Linked DNA regions of Homo sapiens: regions 1 and 2 are each linked to region 3. Evidence: read pairs that join two places in POLR2A ChIA-PET (ENCODE). Cell type or tissue: OCI-LY7. All regions are shown on one strand. Each heading gives the region's core, and the rest is flanking DNA. Links, peaks and the distances in the headings are about the cores only.

Region 1 (5,000 bases), core at 1-5,000, 270 kb before region 3:
CTGTCACATATCTAATCAATCTCACAGTCCAGTTGATTCTAATTATTTTCATGTGTGAAATCCATCCACTTGCCTCTCTTCTCATTATTACTGCCTTAATTCAGGACACCACTATCCTCTCCTAGATTGTAACAATGTCTTCCTTTTGTCTTGACCCCTTCAAACCACTGGCCACATTATTGCCAAACATCCTTTCTAAAAATGCAAGCTTAATTTCCTTCTCTGCTTAAAACCTCTAGTGTCTCTCCACAGATAACAGGGTATCCTCAAATAGCATAGAAGGCACGTATCCTAATATGCCCCTAACTCTCCAGCTTCATCTCTCACAATGTCACCATCTACAATGCATGCCAGCTGTAAACAATCACTTGCAATTCCACAAACGTACCATGCTTTTCTCATCTCCCATCTTAACAATAACAGTTCTAACATATAATACTGGTTACAGTGTGCCTGGTACTATGCTAAGCATATTACGTGATGATCTCATATAATCGTCACAGCAATCCTGTTTCCTTTTCCTGGAATGACCTGCCCCACCTATTAATTCTCTCACTCCCCACACACATTTAGCCAGCAAACTCCTATTGAGCTAACAGCCATCATCCATCCCACCACTTATTCCAAGCACCCTTTCCTGCCTCCCACTGCCACCCTTCTCCTCTCCCCCAGGATTGGACTGGGTGCCCCTCCTCAGTACTCCTATAACAACCCATGCCCATTCCTATCATAGCACTTACAATACAGAATTGTAATTGCCGTTTTAATTGTTTACGGTTTCCTGTTAGACTATAAATTCTTTTAAGAAATGGACTATATTTTAAATAAACTGTTTTATCCCCACCACCAACCCTTAATATTTGGCAGTTACTAAATAAACATTCGTTGAATGAATGAATGAAACTATTCTTAATAAGACTGTAAAGACTCTAGTAATATCAGAAAAAGGAGAGGCTACTATAAGCCAAACACTGTTCTTTTATGAATTATTGTATTTAATCCTCACAACCCTATAAAGTATATGTGTATAAATTCATACATGCATAATTATCCCTTTTTTTAAAGTTTAGGAAAAAGGCTAGTTAAGTAACTTGCCCAAAGTCACATCATTTTAGTAAGTAATGGAGTTGGGAATAATACCATAATGGCAGGCTCGGCATGGTGGCTCACGCCTGTAATCCCAGCACTTTGGGAGGCTGAGGCAGGTGGATTGCTTGAGGTCAGGAGTTCAAGCCCAGCTTGGCCAACATGATGAAACCTTGTCTCTACTAAAAATACAAAAATTAGCCAGGCGATGAGGAGTGCATATGTAGTTCCAGCTACTAGGGAGACTGAGGCAGAAGAATTGCTTGAACCTGGGAGGCAGAGGTTGCAGTGAGCCAAGATCATGCTACTGCACTCCAGCCTGGGCAACAGAGTGAGACTCTGTCTCAAAAAAAAAAAAAAAAAAAAAAAAAAAAAAAGCCAGGCACGGTGGCTCATGCCTGCAGTCTCAGCACTTTGGGAGGCCAAGGTGGGCAGATCACCTGAGGTCAAGTGTTCGAGACTAGCCTGGCCAACATGGTGAAACCTCATCTCTACTAAAAATACAAAAAAAAACTAGCTGGGCATGGTGGTGCGTGCCTGTAGTCCCAGCTACTCGGGGAGGCTGAGGCAGGAGAATTGTTTGAACCCAGGAGGCAGAGGTTGCAGTAAGCCAAGATCGCACCACTGCATTCCAACCCGGGTGACAGAGGGAGACTCCATCTCAAAATAATGATAAGAATAATAATAATAATACCATAATGGCACAGCAATGGCAATATACTTTCAGAAATCAGAACAGAAGATCAACACATCAGGCAAAGTGTCATGAAATATCTGAATTATCTGATTTCAGTAAACAATGTAATATAAAAAGAATCATTTCATAAAATAAAAAGATGAATTAGAAGATCATGGAGGAGATTTTAAAAATCTCCTGGAGGTTTAAACGTAAGATAGACACTCTTCAACATGGCTTAAGTGCCAGTGTCATGTATGCCATTCTTTCCAATTACCCACTACTCCAGCTATTCTATCCCTAACACGAAGCTATGTGGGCAGGATCTGAGTGGTCAAAGAAAACCTCCTAGAGGAAGTGATGGCTGAACTAAGACATGCACATTGAGAAGGAGTTAACTAGGCTAAGAGGGGTGGGACAGAGTTCTTCAAACAGAGGAACTAGCAGATGTAAAAGCACTGTGAATGTGGGGAAATAGAGACACTACAGCAGTGCTGAATTTTTTTTTTTTTTTTTTTTTGAGAAAGTCTCGCTCTTGTCCCCCAGGCTGGAGTGCAGCAATGGCATGATCTTGGCTGACTGCAACCTCCGCCTTCCGGGTTCAAGTGATTCTCCTGCTTCAGCCTCCCGAGTAGCTGGGATTACAGGCACCTGCCACCACGCCCGGATAATTTTTGTATTTTTAGTAGAGACGGGGTTTCACCATGTTGGCCAGGCTCGTCTCAAACTCCTAACCTCAGGTGATCCACCCGCCTCGGCCTCCCAAAGTGCTGGCATTACAGGCATGAGCCACCGTGCCCAGCCCCAGTAGTGCTGAATTTTTAAACATGAAGTAAAAGAAAAGTGGCAATGGATGATCTTGAGAGTTATGCTAAGCTTTGTAGATCAGGCCAAGGCATTTGTAATATATCCTAAGGTCAATGTTGGGGAAACCATCACAAGACTTTTAAGCAGGATGGTGACAATAATTGGCACATAGATTAGGTGAATAAATAATAGTAAATATTTTTTAATATGTCCCAGAAATATATAAGCTCTAAAAGGAATATTCTCTATTTATTTTTACAATAATCCTATGAGTTAAGCATGATTTTTTTCCTCATTTAAAGATGAAAAAGTTGAAGTTCAAAGTAGATTAGTAACTTGCATACAAAAACACACAACTATTAAGTGTCCCAGACAGAACTTAAAACAAAATTCTTAAACACATTATACTTTTTCCATTGATTGAATGGAATGGAATGCTCTGTTCTCTTTCTATAGGAGATTTGATTGGGGAAAAACTATTAAGGTAGGAGTGGTTTACAAGGAAAACTTATAACTGATTGGATCCAATAGAAATCTAATTTCTCAAATAGTATTAGCATTCTTGCTATTGAAAAAGAGCTGTATAGCATATAACTCTGGACTGTGTGTGAAATGAAATGAATATCTGAAATCCAATCTAAAAGTGAGATCAAATCAAATTAATGTGATCAGTCTGCCTTATCTCGATGCAGACATCTGGTTACAGTATAAAAGACTCAGTTATCTATATATGGTACAAAATAAGGCTTTAGTGTTATCTGAAGTTTCAGTTTGAACTGATCAAAGGCAACTGAAAGTTCTGATTCAAATTGAAATAACTTGGCCAGGCGTGGTGGTTCAGGCCTGTAATCCTAGCACTCTGGGAGGCCAAGGCAGGAGGATCGCTTGAGCTCAGAAGTTCGAGAACAGCCTGGGCAACATAGTGAGACCCTGTCTCTAAAGAAAAATAAAAAATTATCCAGGTGTGGGGTGGTGCATGCCTGTAGTCCCATCTACTGAGGAGGATCACTTGAGCCTGGGAGTTCGAGGCTGCAGTAAGCAGTAATCTTGCCACTGCACTCTAGCCTGGGTGACAGAGTGAGACCCTGTCTCAAAAACAAGCAAACAAAAATAAATGAATAGAAATAACTCCATATAAACAGTGCATGTTGATGACTAGATTACAACCTTTGTTTATAATTTGATGTAGCCCACTGATTTTAGATTGGCTGTAATCTTTCATTCTTACCCCTAATTTCAATAAAATTGCCTCAAGCTCATTCATAAGACTCAATTCTTTACTCATGTAAAGTGCTACACAGCAAAAAGGGGAGTAAAGAGGCAGGTGTTACATTCAAACAATGCTCAGTGTCAGAAAGTATCTCTGCTTAGAACAGGAAAAAAAGGAATATGGAATGCCACATACATAATTCGGATGTTTCTCTCCACAATGTCCTCATTAGGATCTTCGGAAGAACGGATGATCCTGGAAGTAATCCGGGCACACTTACATTTGTTGTCAACAAGAACAATCCTTTCATCTTCTTGGGCTTGAAAGGTAAACGTATTAAAAAGAAAGGAAAACAAAGGTCAATTTATATATTTTGTATTGAGTTATTTTATCTTTCTTGCCTGCAGAAAAATAGTTTTATGGTTGGTTTGTCTCAGCTTTCTCCATTTGTTCTCTAAGCAGAATCTTACATCACAGTAAAGGAAATCCAAAGGTACTCTAAAAGGGATTTTCACTTTTTTCTTGAACCAGTCTATGGGAATCTGGGTTGAAAGAATTCTGATTTTCGCATCCTTCCTAAACTCTCATTTGTACTTAAATTTTTTTTGTATAAATTGTATTATAGTTAAGAACAGGCATGTTTTCATCCAAGATAACCTTATTTTGTAAGACTTTTAAATATTCTCTACCACAATTATCTGCCTTTTCATAATAACAATCAGATTATCATAGTACATGATTCAATTTAAAAAAAGGCTATATTTCTTATAAGAATTATTTTAAGCAGGGCGCAGTGGCTCATGCCTGTAATCCCAGGACTTTGGGAGGCCGAGGCGGGCAGATCACAGGGTCAGGAGTTCAAGACCGGCCTGGCCAACATAGTGAAACCCCATCTCTACTAAAAACACAAAAATTAGCCGGGCATGGTGGTGCATGCCTGTAGTCCCAGCTACTCAAGAGTCTGAGGCAGGAGAATCACTTGAACCTGGGAGGTGGAGGTTGCAGTGAGCCAAGATCGTGCCACTGCACTCCAGCTTGGGCAACAGAGTGAGACTTCATCTCAAAAAAAAAAGGAAAAAAAGAATTATTTTAAAAGATAGAGTATATATAGATATAAAGTGCTGTAAATTTGCAAAAGCAATTTAGAAATATTATGAGGTACAATCTCAATTGAATATGCCTGTATACAGAAAAAAAAATGAATAAATGAATAAATACACA
Region 2 (10,555 bases), core at 2,590-7,589, 52 kb before region 3:
ATACTGATTAAAAGTTAAATAGGATAAATTAATGTCAAATTTTATGTATTTTCCCTGCTTTCCAGTCATGTATCATTAATCGCAAATTTATAGAAATTTTTAAAAGAAGAAGGGTTTATTATTTTCATACATGTGAAAAATATAGTCTGGGCTTGGCGGCTTATGCCTGTAATCCCAGCACCTTGGGAAGCTGAGGTGGGCGGATCACCTGAGGTCAGGAGTTCGAGACCAGCCTGGTCCAACATGGTGAAACCCCGTTTCTACTAAAAATACAAAAATTAGTCAGGGGTGGTGGTGGATGCTTGTAATCCCAGCTACTCAGGAGGCTGAGGCAGGGAGAATTGCTTGAACCTGGGAGGTGGAGGTTGCAGTGAGCTGAAATTGCACCACTATACTCTAGCCTGGGCGACAGAGTGAGACTCCATCTCAAGAAAAGAAAAAAAAAAAAAGAAAGAAAGAAAAGAAAAATATATATGCAAAATATATGCATATGTATTCATATGTATATAAAAACTAAAGCCCAGATTTATAACAAACCACTGAGGGGCTGGGCGTGGGGGCTTACACCCGTAATCCCAGCGCTTTGAGAGCCTGAGGTGGGTGGATGACTAAGTCCAGGAGTTTGAGACAAGCCTGGCCAACATGGTGAAACCTACTGAAAATACAAAAATTAGCTGGGTGTGGTGGTGCATTATTTCATGATGGTAAATTGCTTTCAGCAGTAGAAGCAAGCCTTTTTTTTTAGACGGAGTCTCACTCTGTTGCCCAGACTGGAGTGCAATGGCGCAATCTCGGCTCACTGCAACCTCCGCCGCCCGGGTTCAAGCGATTCTCCTGGCTTAGCCTCCTGAGTAGCTGGGATTACAGGTGCGTGCCACGATGCCCAAATAATTTTTGCATTTTTAGTAGAGACGGAGTTTCACCATATTGGTCAAGCTGGTCTCGAACTCCAGACGTTGTGATCCTCCCACCTTGGCCTCCCAAAGTGTTGGGATTAGAGGCATAAGCCACCGTGCCTGGCCCTCATCCATATTTTTATCAGAATGGAAAGTGATAACCAATTTAGGGTTCAAAGGAACAAAGACTTCAGCAGTCTGCATGGAGCTTACAGAGCATGAAAACGGACACCTCTTTCTCATTAAAATGCATCTTTCACTTCCTTATTTTTTTTTCCCAAAGTAAATACAGTTATGTATCTGTTGAGACAGAGACATATAATTATCAGGATTCTCTCTTGGATTCAGTAATAAGACTATGGGCTGGGTGGGATGGCTCATGCCTGTAATCCCAGCATTTTGCGAGGCCGAGGAGGGTGGATCACTTGAGCTCAGGAGTTCAGGACCAGCCTGGGCAACATGGCAAAACTCCATCTCTACAAAAAAAAAAAAAAATTAGCCAGGTGTGGTGGCTTGCCCTAATCCCAGTTCCTTGAGAGGCTAAGGCACGAGAAACCTTGAACCTGGGAGGCAGAGTTTGCAGTGAGTTGAGATCCTACCACTGCACTCCAGCCTGGGCAACAGATTGAGACCCTGTCTCAAAAAACAACAGCAATAATAAAAATTTAAAACAGTAATAAGACTATGTTTTTGTAAGACTTCTGTGGCTTACGTTGGAAGCAAAGTTAGGTTGCTTTCCCTAACCCTTATTTCACTGACCAACAGATAATGCTGTATAGATGGAATTCTTTGTTCTTCTTAATGTTAGTATAGGGATCTGCTATAATTTGTGAGTTTTTTTTTTTCTTTGAGTCAAAGTCTCGCTCTATCACCCAGGCTAGAGTGCAGTGGCGTGATCTTGGCTCACTGCAAACTCCACCTTCCAGGTTAGAGCGATTCTCCTGCCTCAGCCTCCTGAGTAGCTGGGATTATAGGCGTGCACCACCATGCCCGGCTAATTTTTTGTATTTTTGGTAGAGACAGAGTTTCACCATATTGCCCAGGCTGGTTTCTAACTCCTGACTCAAATGATCTGCCTGTCTTGGCCTCCCAAAGTGTTAGGATTACAGGGGTGCACCACCATGCCCGGCCAAGGGATCTGCTATAATTTGGATATTTGTCCTCTCCAAACCTCATGTTGAAATTTGATCCTTCATGTTGGAGATAGGACCTAATGGGAGGTGTTTGAGTCATGGGGTAAATCCCTCAAGAACAGATTAATTCCCCACCTTGGGGGTAAGTAAGTTCTCACTCCATCAGTTTCCCCAATAGCTGGTTGTTAAAAAGAGCCTGTAAAAAAAAACACCCCCCCCACCCCACCTCTTTCTTCCTCTCTTGCCACGTGATCTCTGCACATGCCGGCTCCTCTTTGCCTTCAGCTGTAAGTGGAAGCAGCCTGAGGGACTCAGCAGAAGCAGATACCGAAACCATGCTTCTTGTACAGCCTGTGAAACTGTGATAAACCTGTTTTTTAAATAAATTACCCAGCCTCACCGGGCGCAGTGGCTCGCGCCTCTAATCCCAGCACTTTGGGAGGCCGAGGCGGGCGGATCACGAGGTCAGGAGATCAAGACCATCCTGGCTAACACTGTGAAACCTCGTCTCTACTAAAAATACAAAAAATGAGCCAGGTGTGGTGGCGGGCGCTGTAGTCCCAGCTACTCGGGAGGCTAAGGCACAAGAATGGCGTGAACCCGGGAGGCGGAGTTTGCAGTGAGCCGAGATGGCCGCCACTGCACTCCAGCCTGGGTGACAGAGCAAGGCTCTGTCTCAAAAATAAATAAATAAATAAATAAATAAATTACCCAGCCTCAGGTATACCTTATTGTAACAAGACAGACTAAGAAAGCATTTTTTTAGACTTGGACACTGAGAATTCTATCAAAGCTAGAAGGAGACTAGGAAAATTGGAGAGTATTTTTCCTTGAAACACTACTTTGGGAACCTCAACCAAAAAGGGAAAAAGAAATAGATCTATTTATTTATAATGATAGTTACCATTTATTATGCACCTATCCTCAATACAGTCCTACAAAGTAAATATTAACAGCACTTGTTAAATCAGAAAACCAAGATGCAGTGAAATTAAGTGGCATGCCCAAAGTCCAAAGCTAGTAGATTAGAATAAAGACTTAAGTCAGATTTCTAACTCCAAACCTCAGTCTCTTCACACTACACCACATTGTAACACAGGATTATGTTCTTTACTCTCTTCCTTTCTTCCCAGAAGATAAATTGCTGTAATATAACATCGTATAAATTTATTCTTTTTTTTTTTTTTTTGAGATTAGGTCTTGCTCCATCACCAGGCTGAGTGCAGTGGTGTAATCACACAACACTGCAGCCTCAACCTCTCCAGCTCAAGCACTCCTGCCTCGGCCTCCCAAGTAGCTGAGACTGCAGGCACATGCCACCACATCCAGCTAATTTTTTATTTCTTTTAGATATGGGGTCTTACTCTATTGCCCAGGCTGATCTCAAACTCTTGGGCTCAAACAATCCTCCTGCCTCAGCCTCCCAAAGTGCTGGGATTATAGGCGTGAGCCACTGCACCTGGCTGAATTTTATTCTTAAAAGGGATTTAACTAGGAAGATAATAAAAATAGATAATAAAAAGATGACAAACTGTTAAACTATGATTTTTAAGCACTTTTAAACTTTCTCTTTTAACATTTGTTTGAATTTCATAAATACATTTATACTGTTTAATTATATTTTCCATTCTTTAAGATAAATTGAGGAGAATGCTCACAATTGCCATGAAATTTATTCAGTTCTTATGAAGATAATACCTATGAAAAAGGTTTACAAATCTGTAGTTCCCTATATGGATTTTAGCTATTATTATTTATTTCCATTTAAAACTTTGTCATATGGAAAAGTTAAAACACATGCGGAAGAAGAGATAATAGTATCATAAATCTGCATGTGCTTATCATCAGCTTCAAAAATTAACAACGCATGGCTGATCTTGTTTCATTTTTACATACTACTTCTGTCACCACCCACTCCCAGATCATCTTCAAGCAAATCCTTAGATAACTATATTAGTCATAGGAGTGAATGTTTTTCCCAAATTAAAAAATTAGCAAGAATGTCCTGATGCACATCATTGATCAGACATACATTATGTGAAGTGCGGTCAAACAGACTTCAGCCTCAAAGTGTTGATACTCCTTTCCTGAAGTGTGTTTTTCCAAAGTCTGGAGGTTTCATTCTAGGGGAATGTCTTTCCTGGAGCCACTACAACTAGACAACTCTGATCAAGTGTCTTGACTACACCTAAATTATTAGAGCAGAGACTGATGATAGTCAATTCTTTAATGACACTCTGGAATTTTTGTTAGGCTACCCAGCAAAACTATTACAGCTAATTGTGGCCATTTGTCTAAGTTCAAATGTGAGCAGAAGATATTTCGGCTGCTAGCAGGTCTTTTCCTTAAAAAAATTGGCATTCCTTCAACTTGTCCTTTCCTCCATTCTTTTGGCTGGGATGCAAAAGTAAGCCAGTTTGGACCCTGAAACAAACGCCGCATGTTGAAGATGGCAGTCTCTTTACCAGCCCAGAACTACCTATCTTTGAACTGTTAGATGAAAGAGATATAAATATCTATCTTGAGCCTGGGCATGGTGCCTCGTGCCCATAATGCCAGCAGTTGGGGAGGCTAAGATAGAAGAATCACTTGAAGCCAGAAGTTAGAGACCAGCCTGGGCAACACAGCCAGACCCTGTCTCTTTAAAAAAAAAAAAAAAAAAATTCCAAAAATTAGCTGGTCATGGCCAGGCATGGTGGCTCATGCCTGTAATCCCAGCACTTTGAAAGGCCGAGGTGGGCAGATCACGAGGTCAGGAGTTCAAGACCAGCCTGGCCAATATGGTGAAACCCTGTCTCTACTAAAAATACAAAAATTAGCTGGGCGTGGTGGTGCCTGCCTGTAGTCCCAGGTACCTGAGGCAGGAGAATCACTTGAACCTGGGAGGCAGAAATTGTAGTGAGCCGAGATTGTGTCACTGTACTCCAGCCTGGGTGACAGAGAGAGATTCTGTCTCAAAAAAAAAAAAAAATTAGCTGGGCATGATGGTACACACCTGTAGTCTCAGCTACTCAGGAGACTGAAGTGAGAGGATCACCTGAGTCCAGAAGGTCAAGGCTGCAGTGAACTGCACTCCAGCCCGGGCTACAGAGTGAGATCCTGTCTCAATAAAAATTGAAAGATAATAAATGTCTCAGCAGCGCAGGATGGCTTACGCCTATAATCCCAGCACTGTGGGAGGCTGAAGTGGGCAGATCACGAGGTCAGGAGATCAAGACCATCCTGGTCAACATGGTGAAACCCCGTCTCCACTAAAATACAAAAAATTAGCCGGGTGTGGTGGTGTGCACCTGTAGTCCCAGCTACTGGTTTCTGGGAGGCTGAGGCAGGAGAATTGCTTGAACCTGGGAGGCGGAGGTTGCAGTGAGCGGAGATCACGCCATTGCACTCTAGCATGGCAACAGAGCAAGACTTCATCTCAAAAAAAAAGGATAATAAAATAAAATTTAAAAAAATAAATGTCTGTCTTGTTTATGCCACCGTATTTTTTTAGATCTCCCTGTTGCAACAAGTTTAGACTGTACAATAATTAATATATCTTCAAAAATTGAAGATTTAAACTTTAGTAGACAGAGATGGGAGCACTGGCTCCCCTAAAATAATAAGGCAAAGATAGATTAAACCAGGAAACATTTGCCTGCTCAGGCTCTGCTGCTGTTCCTTTACCATTCTTCTGATAAGTCTTTGTTTTGTTTTGTTTTGTTTGTTTGTTTTTTAGACGGGGTCGCACCCTGTCACCGAGGCTGGAGTGCAATGGTGAGATCTTGGCTCACTGCAACCTCCGCCTCCCGGGTTCAAGCAATTCTCCTGCCTCAGCCTCCTGAGTAGCTGGTATTACAGGTGCGTGACACCATGCCCAGCTAATATTTTGTATCTTTAGTAGAGACGGGGTTTCACCATGTTGGCCAAGCTGGTCTCAAACTCCTGACCTCGTGATTCGCCTCCTGCCTCCCAAAGTGCTGGGATTACAGGCATCAGTCACTGCGCCTGGCCAGTTTTTTGTTGTTGCTGTTGTTTGAGAGGGAGTTTCGTTCTTGTCACCGAGGCTGGAGTGCAATGGCAGGATCTTGGCTCACTGCAACCTCTGCCTCCTGGGTTCAAGTGATTCTCCTGCCTCAGCCTCCTAAGTAGCTGAGATTACAGGCACCTGCCATCACACCTGGCTAATTTTTGTATTTTTAGTAGAGGCAGGGTTTCACCATGTTGGCCAGGCTAGTCTTGAATTCCTGACCTCAGGCGATTCACCTGCCTCTGTCTCCCTAAGTGCTGGGATTACAGGTGTGAGCCACCGCACCCAGCTAAGTAGTTTTTTGTTGTTGTTGCTGTTTGTTTGTTTGTTTTTTGAGACGGAGTCTTGCTGTGTTGCCAAGGCAGGAGTGCAGTGGCGTGATCTCGGCTCACTGCAACCTCTGCCTCCTGGGTTCAAGCGATTCTCCTACCTCAGCCTTCTAAGTAGCTGGGATTACAGGCACATGCCACTATACCCAGTTAATTTTTTTATTTTTAGTAGAGACCGGGTTTCACTATGTTGGCCAGGCTGGTCTCGAACTCTTGATCTCAGGTGATCTGCCTTCCTCGGCCTCCCAAACTGCTAGAATTACAGGCATGAGCCACCATGCCTGGCCCTCTGATAAGTAGTTTTTGGAAATGAAAATAAAAATCACTATCATCTCAAAAAAATTGAAAAGATGCATATTTGCTCAATTCCAATGCATGATCTTGCCCGATCCTTCTTTGTTAACTGGTTGCTGTGAGTAGATATTTTTAGAACTATCATATTTTCTATTTGAAATTTAGTTTCATTAGCTTAGACCTGAATAAGAGGTAGAGTTCGAGTTGCAGCAATGTTGATATGCTCCGTTAATACAATGTGTGTTTTGTGTGAAAGCAACCTTGACTTTAGTTATGCCATTCCACTTAAAAAAAATAAAATGGTGTTTCTTTCATGCAGTTAAATAGAAACTTACAGACAGTCTCATATTTCATACAAAATGTAGGCCTGATTTTTCATTGACTTATTAGAACGTTTTAGTAAAGTAAAATTAAGATGAATTTTTTGGAAGGTTAATGCTGAGTAGACAGAACTCATCTATTGCTTGGTAGTCACTGGTCAGTTTTTTAAAAAGTAAAATTCTTATACTAAAAAGAGCTTATTACAAAATACACTCTCGAGCAAGAGAATAGAATTCTGTTAATATAGTGAAAAGTAAATAATCTGCTTTTCTCCTTTCAGTGTACCGTTTGATAAGAAGACTTGATTACTTTTGTCAGGAATGAGAAATAAATCCAGTTGTTGTTTTGCTTGTACTTTGTTATTTATATTCAAGAAAGTGTTTTGAGTAATTTTAAAAGCCAGAAATTATAACCATATATTTTGTTTAAAGTAACTATAATAATTTGTGTTTGTTGGATTATATCATGATGGTAAATTGCTTTCAGTAGTAGAAGCAAGCCACTTTTTTTTTTTTTTTTTTTTTGAGATGGAGTCTCACTCTGTCACCCAGACTGGAGTGCAATGGCACAATCTCGGTTCACTGCAACCTCTGCCTCCCAGGTTCAAGCGATTCTCCTGGCTTAGCCTCCTGAGTAGCTGGGATTACAGGTTCGTGCCACAATGCCCAACTAAGTTTTGCATTTTTAGTAGAGATGGGGTTTCACCATGTTGGCCAGGCTGGTCTTGAACTCTTGACCTCAAATGATCTGTCCACCTTGGCCTCCCAAAGTGTTGGGATTACAGTCATGAGTCACTGAGCCCAACCAAAGCAAGCCGTTTCTGAAATACAACATTTTTTTCAGACAGGTTGATAATTATTAAGGAACACTGATTAATTTCCTTTAGTCCCTAAATATTTGAAATACCTAATGTGCTCTTGAAACCAACTTTTAAATTCTTATCTGCCCAGCCAACTGGATCCATTACAAAACAAAGGGGATAAATGAAGAGCTAAGCTAGACAACTAGTCTACCCATTATTTCATAATAAACTGAGTAGGGAGCTTTAGGTTCTAATGCCACCCTAAAAAAAAAATGGGCTAGTGTAAGGGCTAGGCACAGTGTCACACTTGTAATCCCAGCACTTTGGGAGGCTGAGGTGGGTGGTTGGCTTGGGCTCAGGAATTTGAGACCAACCTAGTCAACATGGCAAGACCCTTGTCTCTACAAAAAAATAAAAAATAAAAAGGACTAGTATAGTATGTTCCAAAATTTTAAACTCGAGGTCTTTTCCTTCAAATTAATCTCACACAAAACCTAATAAATACTTACTATAAAATAGATAGATAAGGAGTTTTCCCTTGGTAGTCCATGTGTCAAAGTAGGTATGGTGGCAGAATTCCCACACTATGAGTTCCTTCCCCAGCAACTTCGGCTGACCCTAGGATAGTGTTTCTGAAAATCTGTTCCCTAGATTCTGTCCCTCAGAATCAAACTTACTGAAGTACTACTGTTTTACCCTGGCCAAATGTCAAGAAGATACTATATCATATGATGGTGTATTGAGGACTAACAAATAATGAAAGTTTGCTGAAATTTTTCCCACCTCAATTTTCCACTGAAAAACACCTGGTTCACTGGAAATAGCAGTGTTATATTACCAACCAGATATCTTTTGTCATCTGTGTTTATGTCTTAAGCGAAAAATGAATAATGCAGCCATTTATCCATGAGGGTCTAAAATAAATGTTTTATCTTCATAGCATAGAAAAGAGAATTAGCTGGGCATGCCTGTAGTCTCAGCTTCTCAAGAGCCTGAGACAGGAGGATTGCTTGAGCCCCGCAGTTCGAGACCAGCCGGGGCAACACAGTGAGACCTCATCTCGAAAAATAAATAAATAAAAATGCTGCCAAGAAAAATGAATTAAAAGTTGAATATCAGTGCTGATGGTATAAAGAAATGGGCTAAACTAACAATAGAGACAATTAAATTATACTTCGCAAATCTAAATGGGGTGATTACAAAGTAGTAGTAAAGCTTATTTTAATACAGTCTATCATTACAGCTTCTTTTTAAATTACAAACCTGGTAACCTAATGCTTTAAAAAACACCATTGTTCTTCACTGCTCATCAGATCAAGCTAAGATTATTACTTAGGCTACAAAATTGGTCATGATCTAGTTCCAAGTAGATCTCAGTAGCCTTGATCCCTGCTGATCTGTACTATGTGCACTATGTCCACTGGCACAGAACTCTAAACTATTTTCTGAAGAGAAGCTTCTTGTTATTTTCTTTTTTCATGCTGTAAAAGGAGTACATGCACCATCAGAAAATGCTAAAAGAAGAAAATGAAAATCATTCCATAATATCATCACTGTTAACAAAGTGGTGTTTTACCTTGAAGAAGGAGGAACGGAGCCATGAGCCAAGGAATGCAAGTAGCCTCCAGAAGTTAGAAAATGCAAGGAAACTTTCAGGTCATCTTGTAGAGGCACCAGAAGAAACACAGCCTGATGACACCTTGATTTTAGCCCAGTTAAACTCATTTTGGATTTCTGACCTCCAGAATTGTAAGATAATAAACTTAAGTCACCAAGTTTATAGTAATTTGTTACAGCAGCAATTGGAAACTAATACAACACTGTATGAAATTTAAGGCACAGCAACCAGGTGCAGTGGCTCAATGGCTGTAATCTCAGCACTTTGGGACACCAAGGTGGGTGGATCACCTGAGGTCAGGAGTTCAAGACCAGCCTGACCAACATGTTGAAACCCCGTCTCTACTAAAAATACAAAAAATTAGCCAGGCGTGGTGGCACGTGCCTGTAATCCCAGCTACTCAGGAGGCTGAAGCAGGAGAATTGCTTGAACCTGGGAGGCAGAGGTTACAGTTGAGCCAAGATTGCACCATTGTACTCCAGTCTGGGCAACAAGAGCAAAACTCCATCTCAAATAATAATAATAAATAACAAAATGAAATTTAAGTCACAGCAGAGCAGCATTGTATTATGCCTATTTTAAAATTTATTTCGTCACTAGCATCCAATAGTTATCTTTGGCCCCTTACATTTGTTTTCTTTTTTTTTTTTTTGACACAGCGTCTTACTCTGTGGCTCAGGCTGGAGTGCAGCAGTGTGAACACAGCTCACTGCAGCCTCGACCTCCTGGGCTTAAGCAATTCTCCTGACTCAGCCTCCCATGTCACTGGGACCACAGGCACACACCACCATGCTTGGCTAATTTTTGAATTTTTTGTAGAGACAGGGTTTCACTTTGTTGCCCAGGCTGGTCTTGAACTCCTGTGCTCAAGCAGTCCTTCTGACTTGGCCTCCCAAAGTGTTGGGATTACAGGCATGAGCCACAGTGCCTGGCCTGGTAACCTTACTTTTTTTTTTTTTTGAGTTGGAGTTTCACTCTGTCACCTAGGCTGGAGTGCAGTGGTGCGATCTTGGCTCACTGCAACCTCCGCCTCCCAGGTTCAAGCAATTCTCCTGCCTCAGCCTCCCAAGTAGCTGGGACTACAGGCGCCCGCCACCATACCTGGCTAATTTTTTGTATTTTTAGTAGAGATGGGGTTTCACCGTATTAGCCA
Region 3 (10,555 bases), core at 2,311-7,310:
AATGCTTCTTCCATTGGGTTAATGTGAGACTTGAATGACAGAATGTATATGAAAGCTTTTCATAAACCAGAGTCCTGTATAAACACTGTCATTATCTCCACTCATGAAATTCCCAAGCCCAGTGTATAAACTGTTTGTGCATTCCAGTTTTTTGTTTAGCTGTCTTACAAATGTATGGCATTATTGCATAATAAAATGAACATTTATTGAACACCTCCTGTGTGTAAAAGCGAAGTGTTAGGTGCTTGCTGGTGGTGGGAGGAGAAAGGAAGGGGTTTAGAAATAAACAAGATGTGCCGGGCGCAGTGGCTCACGCCTGTAATCCCAGCATTTTGGGAGGTGGATCATGAGGTCAGGAGATCGAGACCATCCTGGCTAACACGGTGAAACCCCGTCTCTACTAAAAATACAAAAAAATTAGCCGGGCGTGGTGGTGGGCGCCTGTAGTCCCATCTACTTGGGAGGCTGAGGCAGGAGAATGGCGCAAACTCAGGAGGTGGAGCTTACAGTGAGCCGAGATTGTGACACTGCACTCCGGCCTGGGCAACAGAGCAAGACTCCGTCTCAAAAAAGAAAAAAAAAAAAAGAAATAAGATGCGGTCTCTGTCCTCAAGAATCTTAGCACTGGAGACCAGCGTGTTACATAGATGTGCTCCTTAATGGTTGTTTTAAACTCTCAGTTCCAAGTCCACTGGCTAATGATGGTTAAAGACCCTTGCACTGCAAGATATTGCATTGAGTATACAAACTTTCTTGGGTGTATGTGTGAAATAATTGCAGTCTGTGTTCATCAAAAATTAGGAATATAAAGAAAAAAATTGCTGTCAGCCAGGCGCAGTGGCTCATGCCTGTAATCCCAGCACTTTGGGAGGCTAAGGTGGGCAGATCATCTGAGATCAGGAGTTCGAGACCAGCCTGGCCAACATGATGAAACCCCCGTCTCTACTAAAAATACAATAATTAGCCAGGCATGGTGGCACTCGCCTGTAATCCCAGCTACTTGGGAGGCTGAGGCAGGAGAATCGCTTGAACCTGGGAGGCGGAGGTTGCAGTGAGCTGAGATCATGCCACTGTACCCCAGCCTGGGCAACAGAGTGAGAATCTGTCTCAAAAAAAAAAAAATTGCCGTCAATACCACAGTTATAAATATGTGTAGTGCATTCACCTATTCAAAACAGCAAGAATTTTGCCGAATTGAGCTTCCGGTTTTTAGTCAGATGCTGTTTTTATTGTGTGGATGCGGGGGCCTCCCCTGCTTGTTCTTGGCATTGCTGCCACTGCTGTTCCACTTTAGCATCTTGGTTTTTAACATGGAGGGGAAGTGGTAGGAATCCTTCGGTGCACTCGCTTCCTGTAGTTCACTTGGGCATTTCAGGTAGATATTGGAATGGGCTGGAAGTGGTCTGCAAAACTCCAAGGCATAGAAGGCCTCCCTGAGATGTTTGCTTACCACTCCAGCCTCATCCGTGCCTTCCTGCTCTAACATCCCTCCCCCACAGTGTTCAGTGATTTTATTTGCATTTCTCTCAACCTGCTTTGCTCCATCTTTCTGCCTTTGTAAATGCCGTTCCTGTTATTCTGGCTGTTATTCTTCTCCTCCCCACCCCCATTTCTTTAGCTCAGGAGCCAACTTTTTCCCTGGCCTGTGCCCCCTTCCCAGTTTGTTAGATACCATTTCAGTGCCCTTTATAGTCCTTATCATAGTCCTTTCCAAAAAGACATTGTACTCCACCCACTGTCATGTGTATGATCTCTTTGAAGATGGGGCATTTTCAAAAAATGTTTGTTTTAAATCTCTACCACCTAGCATAGTGCCTCTTAGTAACAATTTTTTTTCCTGACTAATCAATGACATTTTCAAGAATTTTGTTTTTTTTTTTTTTGAGATGGAGTCTTGCTGTGTCACCTAGGCTGGAATGCAGTAGTGTGATCTCGGCCCACTGCACCCTCTGCCTCCCGGGTTCAAGCGATTCTCCTGCTTCAGCCTCTTGAGTAGCTGGGATTACAGGCGCGTGCCACCATGCCCGGCTAATTTTTTGTATTTTTAGTAGAGATGGAGTTTCACCATGTTGTTCAGGCTGGTCTCGAACTCTTGACCTCGTGATCCACCGCCTCAGCCTCCCAAAGTGCTGGAATTACAGGTATGAGCCACCACACGTGGCCTGACATTTTCAAGAATTTCATCACGGGTGGTGAGAGTATGAGTGATTCTCCTCAGTCTGTTGTATGTTTTTCCATTGTAAAGATTTTAGGGAAAATATTAAAAGGTGGCTACTGTGCACAGAAGAGTTTAGAATACCTATTTATTGGATTTTTATAATAAAAAAACTTTTTTTTAATAGACACGGGGTCTTGCTATGTTACCTAGGCTTGTCTTGAACTCCTAGGTTCAAGTGATCCTCCCACCTTGGCCTCCCAAAATGCCGATATTACTGGCGTGAGCCCCTGCACTCAGCCTTATTTATTGTATCTTTATCACATAGTTTTGTAGAGACCTTCTTTACAGGATTGTCATATACCAGGCACAAGTTTCCTATTTTCCAATGTGCCCTGTAAATTGTGTTCCCTCTACCAGGGAATGAGAGTGCTCATTTCCCTGCATTCCCACTATCATTGCATCATTAAGAAAAAGAGTCATGAAAGCTTCTTGGACTTTTAAAATTAATGCCAAATAAACAAGATAATAGTAAAGGTACTTCCAAATAATTTCTGTCCCCTGTATTTCTTTTCTTCTTTTTCTTTTCTTTCTTTCTTTTTTTTTTTTTTTTTTGAGACAATCTTGCTGTCACCCAGGCTGGAGTGCAGTGGCGTGATCTTGGCCCACTGCAAGCTCCACCTCCCAGGTTCAAGTGTTTCTCCTGCATTAGCCTCCCAAGTAACTGGGATTACAAGTGTGTGCCACCACGCCCGGCTAATTTTTGTGTTCTTAGTAGACAAGGGATTTTCCCATGTTGGCCAGGCTGATCTCCAACTCCTGACCTCAAGTGATCTGCCCACCTTGGCCTCCCGAAGGATTACAGGTGTGAGCCACTGCATCTGGCCAATTTAATTTTATTATTTTATTTTTGGAGATAAGGTCTTGCTCTGTGGCTGAGTCTGTAGCACAGTGGCCCAACAACTGCTTATTGTGGCCTCCACCTCCTGGGCTCAGATGATCCTCTTACCTCAGCCTCCTGAGTAGCTGGGACCACAGGTACACGTCACCACACCAAGCTAATTTTTTTTTTTTTTTTGAGATGGAGTCTCACTCTGTCGCCCAGGCTGGAGTGCAGTGGCGCGATCTTGGCTCACTGCAAGCTCCGCCTCCTGGGTTTACGCCATTCTCCTGCCTCAGCCTCCCGAGTAGCTGGGACTACAGGCACCCGCCACTGCGCCCAGCTAATTTTTTGTATTTTTAGTAGAGACGGGGTTTCGCCGTGGTCTCGATCTCCTGACCTTGTGATCCGCCCGCCTCGGCCTCCCTTAATACAGCCACTGCGCCCAGCCTTAATTTTTAAAATTTTTTGTAGAGACAGCGTCTCCCTATGTTGCCCAGGGTGGTCTTGAAGTCCTGGGCTTGAGCAATTCACCCGTCTCAGCCTCCCAAAGTGTTGGAATTACAGGCATGAGCCACCGTGCCTGGCCAGAATGAAGTTTTAAAATTTAAAATTTAGATTTAAAATGAAGTTTTAACAATTTACTAGAAAAATAATGCTTTTTTCGAAATTAGCATATAGTATAGTCTATAAGGGTGGATTTCACAAACTGAGATATTTAACTCAGTGTATATCTTGTTTCTTAGTTTTTTTTTGATATTTTACTACAGGCAATAAACTGATAATTTAGTGTACATAAACATGTTTGGGAGGCAGATGGCATATGTGGAGCTCTAAAAATAACTAAATTCTGGGGGTAGATTTAAAGTTACTTTTCACTTACTTCTCTTAATTCTTTTATTGCTTTTCTCATGGAGTCTGTTAGAAAGCTATGCCAGGGTTTTTAGTTTCTGATTATTTCAGGATGAAGAGTTTTTTTCTTTTAGTAACTCTTTCCCCAAAGTATGAGTAAACAGTCGTGTCCAATTGCTAGTGCATGTGAAGAATATGCTTTTATGGCATGCTTGTTATTTTTGAGTATTTACAAGTTGAACTATTAAGAGTAATTTATATGTTACAACAACTCAGAACACTCTACCTTTTTTTATTAGTAAAATCAGTAAATACTGTGCATGATTGTATGTGTGAAACCCTGGTAGCTTAATGAATTTTTTCTTTTTTTAAATGTCAGGTCTGACAACTGTGCTTGCATTTCACTTATTTCAAAAAGAGGAAGAGGGAGGATTTTTGCATTTAGTTTTGTGCATTTTTTTCTTTTTTTCCCTCTGATGGTTTTCACTTATTTCTGTTATCCTCTCTTAGTTTAAATGGTCAGAGTCGAAACCCATTCTAGGTATTGGGGAGCATTGCAACGTCTCAAATAATGTGAAATGTCACTTTTGCAGTTGACTGTATTAGCACTAAAGGGACTTCTTTAAACATTTTTAATTGTACCTTTCCTTTTTTTTTTTTTTTTTTTTTAACACAGCTGTTTCTCTGCCTTGTGTCCCAGGTTTGATTGCATCTGTATATTACTTTCACAGTGGGCCTTTCCTGACATCACACTGATAACCACTAGCTGCTTTTGTTAGACTTTGTTTAGAGAAATCATGGTTGTCCTGTGCTTGGGTACCATAAGCTCATGCTTAAAGCATTGGTGATCTGAAAGATCTGTTAGCTTCCCAGACAGAAAGGGGAGAATGAAATTAGCTTTAATGAAATAAATGTTTTGGCTCAGTTGTATAGAATAATTCAAGTCTTCTTATGATTTGCAGTTACATTCTGAAAGAATATGTCTAGAACTGTGTATGCCCCTGTAAATCAGGCTCAAAGAGGTAGGACTTAGACTTTAGGTGGTGGTAGTTACAAAACTTATAATTTGGGCAAAATCATCGTACTTTTGTGTCTCTTTTTCTTATTCATAAAATAACAGTTTTTATTTGACAACATGCAGGCTTTCTTCCTAAACATGTTAGAGAAGATTTATGATTGGCTTGTGGAACTGGTCAGAATGAGATCAGACCTCTGAATAAATAGATTACCTTTAGTGATTTTTTAGGGTTGGAAAAATTTCTAGTCCAGCCTCTTTGTTTTTAGATGAAATATTTGCTTTGGGTTTTATGATTTTCTGAGGTCACACTTTGTCAACTGTATAAATACATTCTGGTGAGACTAATTTTGATTACCAAGAATTCCAAGTGTCTTATTTTAGTTGAATTTTATGACATTAAGACAATTTTCCACCTTTCAGAGACAGGATGTCACTCTGAGGCTGGAGTGCAGTGGGGCGATGGTAGTTCACTGCAGCCTCGAACTCGTGGGCTCAAGCAATCCTCCCATCTCAGTCTCCTAAGTAGCTGGGAGTACAGGCACATGCACCATGCCTGGCTAAGTTTTGTTGTTGTTGTTCAGACGTGGTCTTACTGTGTGGCCCAGGTTAGTCTCGAAGTCCTGGGCTCAAGCAATCCTCCCACTTCGGCCTTCCAAACTAGTGGGATTGTAGGCATGAGGCACTGCACCTGGCTGGTTTTCTGCTCTTTTCGCAGTTTCTTGTTAAAAATGTACAATATGTAGATATAACTCAAGCCTGTATCTGTGGAGCAGGCCTCTAGTAGCTACCAAGGATAAAGAGATGGTACAGATCTATTTAGCTGGTATTAATTATTGAATATCGATTGTATGCCAAGTGGTGCTCTATATTTCTATATATATAATTTAATTTTCAGATTATAAGAGAAATCATATCATCCATCATGTAGATTATATGATTTGCAATCAAAATGATTGCAGTCAAGCAATTAAATAGCTTACCTGGAATCACGTAACTAGTACTAGACAGATCAGCATTTCCAGTCTAGGTGATCCAACAGCAAAAATCAAGGAATTTTTTTCTTTTTCTTTCTTTTTTTTAACCACATGAAGTAGGTAATGCCTGAGTTAAATAATAATAGTAAATGGGTTTTATTGATCTTTGTGCCAGGCATTGCACTAGTATTTTATTTTCTGATTTCTAATCCTTGGGAAAACTCTTGCAGCATGCTGGTCTCTCCATTTTGTAGATGAGGCAAATAAGGTTCTAGAGAGGCTGGGAAGTAAATCAACTCTCTCACTAAATTGTGGAGTTGCAGTGTGATTCCAGAGCCATAGGACTCCATCAGTCTGTGTTTTTCCACTGCCCCATGCTGCTTGTTGGTTTTGTAAATTACAACGTGGTACATGTTTCTGGCTTTTGTTTTCCTTAGGGGCCATTGGTATATCACATTGATTGAATGTAGCAGTGTTTCTAATGTGGATGTTTTTGAAACAATTTTGGTAATAGCACTAAGGATGATAGCAGTAGCAGCTACCAGCTAGCTAATTAGGATGCCATTAGAATGAAAAGTCTCCATTTGTATAGATGGTTTTGACTTATCTATAGTATACTGTAAGAACGCTGGGTCATATATCTATATTATTGTATTAGTCTGTTCTCATACTGCTGTGAACAAATACCAGAGACTGGGTAATTTATAAAGAAAAGAGGTTCAACTGACTCCCAATTCCACAGGCTGTGTAGGAGGCATGGCTGGGGAGGCCTCAGGAAACTTAACAATCATGGCAGAAGGGGGAAAGGGAAGCAAGCACTTCTTCACATGGTGACAGGAGAGAGAGAGAACAAAGGGGCAAGTGTTAAGCACTTTTAAACCACCAGATCTCAGGAGAACAAAATCACTGTCACAAGAACAGCAAGCGGGAAGTCCATCCCCATGATCCAATTACCTCCCACCACGCCCCTCCTCCAACACTAAGACATGAGATTTGGGTAGGGACACAAAACCAAACCATATCAATTATATAGTATATTTAGGTTTTAAAAACAGAGCAGTTTACTAACATTTCTATACATAATCCATTTTATTACCATGTTTTGATTAAGCATTCAAACTAGTTTTAATTAGGCTTTCAAACTTAAAAAACTTTATTTTTGTCAGTGTTCTTCATGTACGTAGTTTAATTTAGAGTCAAATAGTTCTATAGGGCTTGTAATAAAAATAACTCTTTTTTTTTTTTTTTTTTTTTTTTTTTGAGACAGAGTCTTGCTCTGTCAACCAGGCTGGAGTGCAATGGTGTGATCTCGGCTCACTGCAACCTCCGCCTCCCGGGTTCAAGCGATTCTCCTGCCTCAGCTTCCCGAGTAGCTGGGATTACAGGCTCCCGCTACCACGCCTGGCTAATTTTTGTATTTTTAGTAGAGATGGGGTTTCACCATGTTGGCCAGGCTGGTCTCAAACTCGTGACCTTATGATCCGTCCACCTTGGCCTCCCAAAGTGCTGGGATTACAGGTGTGAGCCACTGTGCCTGGCCAATTATTGAATCCTTATTGTGGAGGAAAAGGTTTCACCCCTCTCTTACCACATAGGGCTGGGTGCAGTGGCTCACGCCTGTAATCCCAACACTTTCTGAGGCCGAGGCAGGTGGAGCACTTGAGGCCAGGAGTTCAAGACCAGCCTGGTCAACATGGCAAAGATCTTGTCTCTACAAAGAAGAAAAAAAGTTTTGCAAATACCACATACATACTTCTCATTCTGCAACTTATTTTATTTATTTATTTATTTTTGAGGTGAAGTCTCGCTCTGTTGCCCAGGCTGGAGTGCAGTGGCACGATCTCTGCTCACTACAACCTCTGCATCCTGGGTTCAAGTGATTCTCCTGCCTCAGCCTACCGAGTAGCCAGGATTACAGGCATGTACCACATGTGCCTGGCTAATTTTTGTATTTTTAGTAGAGATGGGGTTTCACCATGTTGGCCAGGTTGGTCTCGAACTCCTGGCCTCAAGTGATTCACCTGCCTCAGCCTCCCAAAGTGCTGGAATTACAGGCATGAGCCACTGTGCCCGGCCCCATTCTGCCAACTTTTCAATATATATTATGTAAACACTGTGGACAGTTGAGCCAAGTACTGGAATATAATTTTTTTTTTCTTTTGAGACCGAGTCTTGCTCTGTCACTCCAGGCTGGAGTGCAGTGGTGCGATCTTGGCTCACTGCAACCTCTGCCTTCCAGATTCAAGTGATTCTTCTGCCTCAGCCTCCCGAGTAGCTGGGATTACAGGCGACTGCCACCATGCTTGGCTAATTTTTTTGTATTTTTAATAGAGACAGGGTTTCACCATGTTGGCCAGGCTGGTCTCGAACTCCTAACCTCAAGTGATTTGCCTGTCTCAGCATGCCAAAGTGTTGGGATTACAGGTGTGAGCCACCCCACCCAGCCTGGAATATAATTTTATTTTTCCTCTTATGCATAACTTGATGCTGTCTCCGTAATTGTTTTGTTTAATTTCATATGTATTCATTAGTCTTTTATCCTCAAATACTCCCCCAGTTAACCTTCACACATATTTAAATTCTTTTCTTATAATTAAAAAAATTATTTTTAATTTTTAAGATTAATTATTATTATTATATGTATATTTTTAGAGACAGGGTCTCTCTCTGTTGCCGAGGCTAGAATATGGCAGATCATAGCTGTAGCCTCCCACTTCTGGGCTCAAATGATCCTTCTGCCTAGCTGGGACTACAGGTGCAGTGCATGCCAGTATGCCCGACTAATGTTTTAAATTTTTTTGTAGAGATGAGGGCTTGCTATGTTGCCCAGATATAAGGAGTTTAAAATTGTATTAGTCTTGTTCAGCCTTCAGAAGAAATGCTAGGCCTCTGACCAACAAATGACCCTATGTGGGCTACAGCCTACATGGAGATTAAACACCCACCAGTCCTGAAAAACTTCAGATAAGAAAGGGAGTATACCGTGGAACTTCTCAAACCTAGGGAATCTGGGCAATTCTCTAGGTTTCATACCATCCGAAGACACACAAAGTAAAAAATTAAGCATTATGAATTAAACCTTTAGAGCTGCATATTTGCACGTAGCTGATAATTTCAGTTAGCGGCTTGGCAACATAAACTGGGACCCTCTGATTGCTCTCTGAAGTCTCGCCTGTGGAGTAAGCACACATTGCCTGGAACTCATTTCAGTTGGAACTCCAGATGGCTGTTCTAGGACTTCCCGACACTGCTTAATCTGAATGTAGGTATTTTCCTCAACTTGGTGAATGTGTGTGTGTGTATTTTCCTTTTCTCTCACTTTAGTCTTTGCTAAGTTAACCATTATACTCTTTTTTTTTTTCTTTTGAGACAGGGTCTTACTCTGTCACCCAAGCTGGAGTGCAGTGGCTCACTGCAATTTCTGCCTCCTTGCACTGCTCACTGCAACTTCTGCCTCCTGAGCTTAGGCGATTCTCCCACCTCAAGCCTCTGGAGTAGCTGGGACTACAGGTGTGTACCACCATGCCTGGTACACTAATTTTTTTTTTTTTTTTTTTTTTGAGACGGAGTCTCGCTCTGTTGCCCAGGCTGGAGTGCAGTGGCGGGATCTCGGCTCACTGCAAGCTCCGCCTCCCGGGTTCACGCCATTCTCCTGCCTCAGCCTCCCAAGTAGCTGGGACTACAGGCGCCCACCACTACGCCCGGCTAATTTTTTGTATTTTTAGTAGAGACGGGGTTTCACCGTTTTAGCTGGGATGGTCTCGATCTCCTGACCTCGTGATCCGCCCGCCTCGGCCTCCCAAAGTGCTGGGATTACAGGTGTGAGCCACCGCGCCCGGCCGGTACACTAATTTTTGTATTTTTAGTAGAGACAGAATTTTGCCATGTTGGCCAGGCTGTATTCGAACTCCTGAGCTCAAGCAGTCCGCCCACCTCAGCCTCCCAAAGTGCTGGGATTGCTGGAATTACAGGCATGAGCCACCAGTATACTCTTTTGCTATGCTAATCATTAAACTTTTCTTTGAACTGCATTTAAGTGTAATATTGTGGTTTCTTTTGCTTGCAAATCCTCAAACCCAAACTGAAAGTAAAACTTTCAGCAAAACACTAGGCTGGTCTTGAACTCCTGGCCTCAAGCTGTCCTTCCTTGGTCTCTGAAAGCACTGGCATCACAGGCATGAGGCACCGTGCCTGGCTCATTCGATCTTTTTGAACAAACCTATGTTGGAGTTTTTTGACCTGCTCCAGTCTGTATTGTTGGTATTATATAGTCCTGCACCATAGCTGTCATATTTGGAATATCTTTTAGCCTTCATCCATGGGATTCCCCTTACATAGTTCTTGGGTTGGATTTCCTGTTTCTTTGATCTCATGTCTTGGTTTACTTTTGTATTTTGGTGAGGCAGACCTTCTAAAACTCTAGAAGCAGTAAGAGGAATGTAAGTATTTTAAGACCTTATATATCTGAACATACCCTCATACTTGATTGGCATTATGTCAGAGGAGTATAGAGTTCTAGGGTAGAAATAATTTTCCTACAGAATTTTGTTTTAATTTGTCTGGGATCGAAGTTCCATTTGCTATTCAGAAGTCTAAATGGGTTTCTTTTTTTTTTTAATTTTTTTGAGACGGAGTCTTGCTCTGTTGCCCAGGCTGGAGGGCAGTGGTGAGATCTC

The links. Peaks named below come from ENCODE experiments on the same cell type or tissue, not always from the same donor. Only the 100,000 strongest peaks of a DNase experiment are listed, where the experiment ranks them.
Region 1: POLR2A ChIA-PET joins it to region 3 with 5 read pairs; 6 of 35 experiments call an interaction of 5 or more read pairs at or near these places.
Region 2: POLR2A ChIA-PET joins it to region 3 with 5 read pairs; 4 of 35 experiments call an interaction of 5 or more read pairs at or near these places.

Annotation. Positions count from the first base shown.
Region 1 is chr4:70,658,118-70,663,117 of GRCh38, forward strand. JCHAIN (joining chain of multimeric IgA and IgM) reads right to left here. Exons shown (of 4, transcript NM_144646.4): 2 at 3,975-4,098. Among named protein-coding and RNA genes, the nearest start is that of JCHAIN, 5.9 kb to the right of the region's middle. In OCI-LY7, for the core only: no CTCF peak of the experiment used is centred there; DNase peaks (open chromatin) are centred at 2,214 and 3,395; H3K4me3 peaks cover 4,868 bases; H3K27ac peaks cover 4,742 bases.
Region 2 is chr4:70,873,833-70,884,387 of GRCh38, forward strand. No RefSeq gene overlaps it. Among named protein-coding and RNA genes, the nearest start is that of MOB1B, 23 kb to the right of the region's middle. In OCI-LY7, for the core only: no CTCF peak of the experiment used is centred there; no DNase peak of the experiment used is centred there.
Region 3 is chr4:70,926,431-70,936,985 of GRCh38, forward strand. All of the region lies in intron 1 of MOB1B (MOB kinase activator 1B), which reads left to right. Among named protein-coding and RNA genes, the nearest start is that of MOB1B, 29 kb to the left of the region's middle. In OCI-LY7, for the core only: no CTCF peak of the experiment used is centred there; DNase peaks (open chromatin) are centred at 4,321 and 4,621; H3K4me3 peaks cover 1,738 bases; H3K27ac peaks cover 2,733 bases.